Linked DNA regions of Homo sapiens: region 1 is linked to region 2. Evidence: chromatin contacts called from ENCODE Hi-C data. All regions are on one chromosome and are shown on one strand. Each heading gives the region's core, a stretch centred on a gene start or an enhancer-like site at or near the end of the contact. The rest is flanking DNA. Distances are from core to core; before and after follow the strand shown.

Evidence for each region. Hi-C counts contacts between places; a loop is a spot of excess contacts on that map. Pooled maps may share reads with other maps.
Region 1: a map of Calu3 shows a loop between it and region 2 (3-fold over the local background). The contact joins the promoter of TXNDC8 here to the enhancer-like site in region 2. A Hi-C loop is called at or near these places in 5 of 168 maps with a recorded cell type or tissue (Caco-2, Calu3, HepG2 and 2 more), 4 of 37 single-sample maps with no recorded cell type and 5 of 50 pooled maps.

Annotation. Positions count from the first base shown.
Region 1 is chr9:110,335,382-110,339,559 of GRCh38, forward strand. TXNDC8 (thioredoxin domain containing 8) reads right to left here and starts at 2,482. Exons shown (of 6, transcript NM_001424031.1): 1 at 2,392-2,482. The coding sequence starts at 2,415. LOC124902245 (a long non-coding RNA gene) reads left to right here and starts at 823. Exons shown (of 2, transcript XR_007061728.1): 1 at 823-2,856; 2 at 3,144-3,261.
Region 2 is chr9:110,186,707-110,190,664 of GRCh38, forward strand. No RefSeq gene overlaps it. Among named protein-coding and RNA genes, the nearest start is that of C9orf152, 19 kb to the right of the region's middle. Within about 2 kb of position 2,570, at least 20 of the 41 ENCODE cell types and tissues checked have a DNase peak (open chromatin) inside an H3K27ac peak, as active enhancers do.

The sequences.
Region 1 (4,178 bases), core at 1,232-3,731, 150 kb after region 2:
GTGAGCCACCCCGCCCAGCCTGCGTGTCTTCTTGATGAATGAATGATTTGCTAATACATAGTACTCTGTTCAAGACTTTTCCTTTTCTCACTGGAATTGCAACAATTGTAGCTAATTTACTCTGTGCCCTATATTCTCTCCCATAATCTTTACAACAACACTACAACGTGTGTACTATTATTATCTCCATTTTACAAATGAGAAAAGTGAAGTTCACTAACTTTATCATGATCAGTTAGCTGGTGAGTGGTGTAGCTGGCATTGGTATCCTAGGCAGCCTGACTCCAGTTCCTATTTCCTTAACCACTACAGAAAATCCACTCCTGAGTTCATTATAGAATTAGGACTTATTCTCCCTTTCATTGGCCCTAATTGCATTGTGTGCTTATTCCTGGACCGAACATTAAGAGGAGGGGGATGGGATTGTTAATTGTATTAAGTCAAGCAAGGCCTATTCCCACTATGGATGGGTTTAATCCATACAAATGACATGTGATACAGTTTGGCTGAGTCCCCACCCAAATCTCATCTTGAATTGTAGCTCCCATAATCCCCACATGTCATGGGAGAGACCTAGTGGGAGGTAAATGAATTATGGGGGTGGGTTTTTCCCATGCTGTTCTCATGACAGTGAGTCAGTCTAAAAATATCTGACGGTTTTATAAAGGGCAGTTCCCCTGCACACGCTGTCTTGCCTGCCGCCATGTCAGACATGCCTTTGCCCCTCCTTCGCCTTCACCATGATTGTGAGGTCTTCCCAGCCATGTGGAACCGTGAGTTCATTAGATCTTTTTTTCTTTATAAATTACCAAGTATTGGGCATTTCTTCATAGCAGTATGCAAATAGACTAATACAACATGCCTGCTCTATAATAGCCTTGACAATTATGTGGCTACTTTGTTTAGTTTCAATCAGGTGAAAGTGATGACTCAAAGAAGATGCACTCTCTTTCTTTATCAATATTCCTCTGGGAGGGAGTAACTAACTTTTCAGAGAACCTTGCCAAGCCTTTATTTCTCACTTGCTTCTGAAGTTGTAAGGTAGATGCTATCCTCACAAACTCCCAACACTCTTCACTTTCCAGTAGTTGTTGTTTGGGTGTGAGCTGGCCTAATTGGACCCATGAACTTGACTTGACTAAACTATCTGAAGGGAATACTCTCATAGTATAGGTATTTATTTAACATATGCGTATTGAGGCCTATACTATGCCAGCTACTGCACAAACTGCTAGGATACCACTGTGGACAAAAACAAAACAAAACAAAACAAAAACTAGGCATTCTGTCTCCATGGAGTTTACATTTTAGAATGGGAAGCTTACTATAAGGTCAATAGGTAATATTTGTAGTATATTAGTGCTAATTGCTAATAAAGAAAATAAAAAGAAAATGAAGTAGGAAGGAAGAATGGGGGTTGGATTACAACTGTAGTCTGGATGGCCAAGGTCAACCTCAAAGAGAAGGTGGCATCTGAATAAAGATGGGATGGAGATCAGGGCCTCTGGAAAGGTCCCTGGGGAGGAGATGAAAGGTCTTCTGAGGGAATAAGGCTCCAGGCTATTCTGTGACATCCCCAGAATATTAAAACAATAAGTGTCAAAAGCATTAGCAAATGTGTGATGTTTCAAAACATGTTCTTATGTCGAAGTTACAGGGCAGTACTCTCTTTCAATCTGGTCAGTGTCATTTTTGTGATCTGTATAGCCACCTTTGGGGAAAATGTCACAAGTCTAAATCTGAGGCTGCTGGTGGACATGAGGCTCAGGCCCCAAACCCCCTCCCCTCCTCCAGCTCTTGACTTCTTGTAATGAGGGCAGGCATCAGAAGGTCTGGGTTCTAATGCCCACACCACCTCTTAAACGAACTAGCCCTGAACCTCTCTTTTAGAGGCAATTTTCTCCTTTATAAATCAAGAATTATCTCTGTCCTATACATGAATTTAGATTTGTTGTGACAGCAACATTGGGCTGTTCCCAATTTTCCCACCCCATTCCACATCTGGGGTTTCTATTATTTTTCCTTGGATAAGAGAAAAGATGTGGACTTCCTTACTTCCATGGAATTTTCCAAGCACAACTGAGGTACGATCCATGGGATCAGATACAGGATGGGATGTACTAGGAGCTGGTCTGGGATTCACCTGAAGTCAGGCAGGAAATAAAAGTCCAGGAGGAAGAAAGCCCTTCTTTATCAATTTGACCCTTGGCTGCTTTTCTTGATAGTACCATCCCTCAAGGAACAAGATAAAGAACAAGAATTTAGAACTCTCCCCTTGCTACAATGCAATGATAGAATACTGGATAGAGAGAACACATTCTTAAAGTTTTTCAAATCTGTTCCCAAGATGTCCACATTTGAAATACTCAGTGAAGCCAAATAAATACTTGCCGTGTCTTTAATAATCTGTACCATGATTACACCAGGGAAGTGCTGATGAAAATCCCCTGTTGGTTTAGTTGGATCACTGTAGCTGTCTCCTATTTATTACAGTATCCTGCCTGGAATACATGGATAACTTCTCTATGACATCATTAAACATGTCATCTCAGAACCTGGAACTTTGGCAGACTTTGGATCCTATTTCACTTTTATGCCATGACTAGTTCATTTGTGGACAGCCAAGAATCAGAAAACTGAGGGCTTTATATGCAGAATCAGTAATGTGTTTGCTTTATTTTCATCTTTTATAACCTATTTCTAAATATCCTTCTCCCTTCTCTAATCCCTCCATCCCATCACCAAATGAGAAGTAAGCAGAGTAATATTAAATAGATGAGATTTTCACTTAAGAATTTGAAGATTTTGCTGTTGAGAAAAATACTAAAGTCTTAACCCTATAATAATGAGTTTCCTGTAAGTTTGATTTCATGAGTCATAAATTCCCTGAACTTTGTTATTTTGCTCTAATTATTTAGAGAGTAAAGAAATGTCACTTTTATGCTCTAGATCAAGGGTTGGCAAATGTTTTCTCTAAGGGAACAGATACTATTTTAGTTTTATGGGCCTCATACAGTCTTTGTTGCATGTTCCTTATGTTTTTGCAACCTTTAAAAAATGTAAAAACCATTCGCAGCTAGTAGGATGTACAAAGAACAGCAGCAGTTTGCTGACCCCTGCACTTGATGATTTGCCATTTTCAGAACTGATGTCAGAAAAATTCTGAACATGACCATGGCCAATGTTCTTCAAATCTACAGAGCAACAAGAACAACCAAAATGAGAAATAGTAGATTCTATAATAAAACAAAAATAGCAAAATCCTTCTTTCTGTTTTTCTATATATGCAGCTCTGGGCCTTCAATCATGTGTTGCATGAAAACTGTCAGATGGAGACAGTGGCTGCCTCTGTAGAGGTATTTGAAGTATGCATGTAACAAAATATCACATGTACCCCATAAATACGTAGAAGTATTATGTATTGATATGGTTTGGCTGTGTCCCCACTCAAATCTCATCTTGAATTGTAGCTCCCATAATTCCCAAGGGTTGTGGGAGGGACCGGTGGGAGATAATTGAATAATGGGGGCAGTTCTTCCATACTGTTCTCATGGTAGTGAATACATCTCATGAGATCTGATGGTTTTATAAGACGTTTCCCCATTTGCTTGGCTCTCATTCTCTCTTGCCTGCTGCCATGTAAGACGTGACTTTCACCTTCTGCCAGAATTGTGAGGCCTCCCCAGCCACATGGAACTGTGAATCTATTAAACCTCTTTTTCTTTATAAATTACCTAGACTTGGGTATGTCTTTATCAGCAACGTGAAAAGAGACTAATACACGTATTAACAAAAAAATTTTTTTTATTATAGTTTAAGTTTTAGGGTACATGTGCACAATGTGCAGGTTAGTTACAAATGTATACATGTGCCATGTTGGTGTGCTGCACCCAGTAACTCGTCATTTAACATTAGGTATATCTCCAAATGCTATCCCTCCTCCCTCCCCCCACCCCACAACAGGCCCCGGTGTGTGATGTTCCCCTTCCTGTGTCCATGTGTTCTCATTGTTCAATTCCCACCTATGAGTGAGAACATGCGGTGTTTGGTTTTTTGTCCTCGTGATAGTTTGCTGAGAATGATGCTTTCCAGCTTCATCCATGTCCCTACAAAGGACATGAACTCATCCTTTTTTATGGCTGCATAGTATTTCATGGTGTATATGTGCCACATTTTCT
Region 2 (3,958 bases), core at 1,320-3,819:
CATGGACCACCTCGCCAAGGAGGAATGCAGACAAAAAATGGGATGAGCACCTGGGACAGAGCCATGTGGATGAGACAGAAAGATTCAGGCAGAAAGGTCAGAGGGGAGCCAGAGGGCAATCATACATAACTTTACAAAAAGTAATAACTTGGCCAGGGGCGGTGGCTCACACCTGTAATCCCAGCACTTTAGGAGGCCGAGGTGGGTGGATCACCTGAGGTCAGGAGTTTGAGACCAGCCTGTCCAACATGGTGAAACATCTCTACTAAAAATACAAAAATTAGCTGGATGCATTGGTGGGCACCTGTAATCCCAGCTACTTGAGAGGCTGAGGCAGGAGAATTGCTTGAACTGAGGAGGCTGAGGTTGCAGTCAATGGAGATGATGCCATTGTACTCCAGCCTGGGCAACAGAGCAAGACTCTGTCTCAAAAAAAAACAAACAAAAGTAATAAATTATTAAGAGGAAATTCACATAACATTAACCATTGTAAAGCAGATAATTCAGTACATTCACAATGTTATACAACCACCACCTCTAGTTCCAAAACCTTTTTATTATCCCAAACGGAAATCCTGTGCTGTGTCCTGTAAATGGTCACTCCCCATTCCCCTCACTTCCAGCTTCTGGCAACCACTAAGCTGCTTTCTGTCTATGAATTTGCCTATTGTGCACATTGCACATAAATAGAATCATACAATATGTGCCCTTTTGTGAATGAGCTTCTTTCTCCTAGTATAATGCTTTCAAGGTTCAGCCGTGTTGTAACATGAATCAGTACTTCATTCCTTTTGATGGCTGAATAATAATCTATCATATGGATAGACCACATTTTGTTTCTCCATACTCTGTTGGTGGGCACTTGGGTTGTTTCCACTGTTTGGCTATTGTGAGCAGTGCTGAAAACATGGGTGTACATGTACTTATTTTAGTCCCTTTTTTCCATTCTTTTGGGTGTATACCTAGGAATGGAATTGTGAGGTCATATGGTAATTTTCTGTTTAACTTCATACATAACTTTCAAGCTCAGCCGCATCAGCGGTTGGCAATTAGAAGAAGGTTGTTGGAGAGAACTGTCAGTCAGCTGAGAGTCCTATCCCCATAAAGAGGGGGTAGTAGGGGATGCCTGCCTCATTTCAAGCTGTGGGAAAGAGGTTTTCAAAAGGGCCCCTCAAGCAGCTTTTATTTGTTCCTTGTAAACTGGAGAACATGACACACCTGAGAACTCCAAAGGGCTCCAGGTCATAGCTGACGGTGTCCCTAATGGCTGCATGAGGTTGGCCTCCTCTCCTGAGTTTGTGAGCACAAAGTATGTGTGTGACCCATGAAGCAGAGAGGGGCTTCGCATTTAAGACAGATGGTGTTAAGATTTTCTTAGATCCTGATTACAACCACTGCCTTGGAGGGGTGAGGTGTGGAGCAAGAGCAAAACCAAGCTGGTGGTTGACTCCTGCATGCCGAGGAGCTGCAGATGGATTCTAAGCAACCAGGAAAAGCAGAGATGCCTCCTCCCATGTCCAGGGAGGATCCCATCCATTAGAGGGTGAATTTCCAAAATGAGGAAAGAAAAAGTGTCAGCATTTAATTCCTTCCCCGTGCATCTCATGACAGTATTACTCAAGTAAGGTCTTACCCACCTCCCTCCCAGTTATTGTACACTCCCAACCCTGGAGAGGATGAAACTTCCCTAAGTAACTTGGGATGAGAGCTAGAAGCTCAAGTTTGGAGAGCAGTTAACCAAGCTTCCCGTCCTTCCTCACTGCAGACGTCCAGCCCAGAGCTCCTGAGAAAGAAGTTGGAGGGCTTTTTTGTTTTTAAACTTGTGCTGGGCAGGACTTACTAAGTTCTGAACTGAAACGAGTGGTTTTCATTCCTATGAGTGACACACCCAGCCATGAATTTCATCCAAGGCCTTGGAAGGTAAAAATGAAGTTGTTTATAATTAATTATCTCCTGTTATGGAGTAAATGTTTGCATACTCCAAAATTCATATGTTGAAATCCTGAACCCCAATCTGGTGATATTAGGAGATGGGGTATTTGGGAGGTGATTGGGTCATGAGGATGGAGACCTCATGAATGGTACTGGTGTTCTTATAAAAGAGACCTCAGGGAAAAAAAAGAAAATAAAAAAGCGACCCCAGAGAGATCTCTTGATCCTTCCACCATGTGAGGACACAGCCAGAAGATGGCCGTCTATGAACAGGAAGCAGGCCCCCATTAGATGCTGAGTTTACCAGTGCATTGATCTTACACTTCCCAGCCTCTAGAACTTTCAGAAACAGATTTCTGCTGTTTATAAGCCACCCAGTCTACGGTATTCAATTATGGCAGCCTGAACTGACTCAGACATATCCCAGAAGTTGCACCTGTTCCAAGTGGTTAAATTTTTGTTACTTAGCCTCCTTAAGAACAAAGCTCGTGACTTCCTCTGTATCTGTTGCTTCTGTACCAGAGTCTGGCATGTGGAGACACTGAGTACATGTTCTCTCTTTGTGCATAAACTCTGTTTACTTCCTCATCAAGCACTCCAGCTGGAACTCAGCAAGCAAACACAAGGCGTGCTTCACAGCCCTGGGCCTGGAGGCTAGTGCAGCAAAGGGTGAGACGTTCTGTGCCCTTCCTATGGGGATAGGTAGGGAGTGAAACTTTTACCCTGCCACCTCCTTTCCCCCATCAGCAGAGATTAACAGAATGGACATTCTGTAGACTGGATAGGAAAATGGAGCTAAAAGTTACTTATCTTGCAAAAATGTCATAATCTCCCCAAAGCTAGTAAGCAATTCTCTGTGTCTCTGTCCAAACGCTTGGGACACTAAGGCGGATTGTTTTTTTTTTTTTTTTTTTTTTAAACTCAAAAAAGAAGAAATGTTTACAAGGGAAAATCTACCAAATGTGACTTCTCCATACTGATCACCCATTAAGGCAGGGGGTAGACTCTACCACAAATGGTGGTTTTCAAAGTTGAGTGTGCATCAGAATCCTATGGAAGCCTCGCTAAAACGGACTGCTGGCCCTCACCTCTTGAGTTTCTGAGTCAACAGGTCTGGGTGGGGCCAAATAATTTTCATTTTGGACATGTTTCCAGGTGACGCCGATGCTGCTGGCCTGCAGAACACACTTTAGAGCCCCTGAGTGAGACATAGGAGATTTGCTGGGATTCAAAATCACTCTTAAATTAACCACCCTAAAATTTTTAAAGTGTCTGAAAAATACCCTGAAAATAACTCTTTGCCCACCCTCCTCACCTCTGGCTAAATACCTGAGAGAGGTTTTCCAGGAGTTTCTTGCCCAAATCATTCCAGGCCCTTGCCCTGAAGCCTGCCTCGTTGTAATCACTGCATTCTCTCTGGTCTTCATATGACTTCCAGTCCATCTCAAGAATAATGCTGAAATTAGAGAAACTCCAAGACATGAAGTCATCAGCACACTTCTGGTTCTATGTAATGATGAAAGGCAGACAGGTCAGCCCTAGTGGGGAAGCTCAGGGTTTTCCAAAGCTTTGGGATGAGGAAGCTGCATCCCAAAAGAGGGTCCTCTGAGATGGTTCTCAAGGATACGGCAGGGCCTACCTGTTGGTAGGAGGAACAAAAAGGGTCTTCTGGCCTACAGTCTTTTTCAAAGACTCATCTGGGTGACTTCCTTGCCTTCTACTCACAGAGCTGGTGTGATAAAATACGCATGGGGCTGCCTCCCCCATAGGACCCTCCCCAACCCCTTCTCCCCACCATGGGAACTCAAGTGGAATATAAGAGTGGCACCCAAAGGAGGAGAGACATGAAGATTCCCACAAGTTCTGTACTCAGCCTCACAGAGAAGCCTCTATCCATTGAGCACATTTGTGCCTCAGTTTATAATCAGTGTGGTCCTAAGGCAGTGGGTCTCAATGCTGAATCTTAGAATTCTAGAATCACCAGAGGGAGCTTTCAAAAAATACCCATGCTTGAAACCAGCTCACC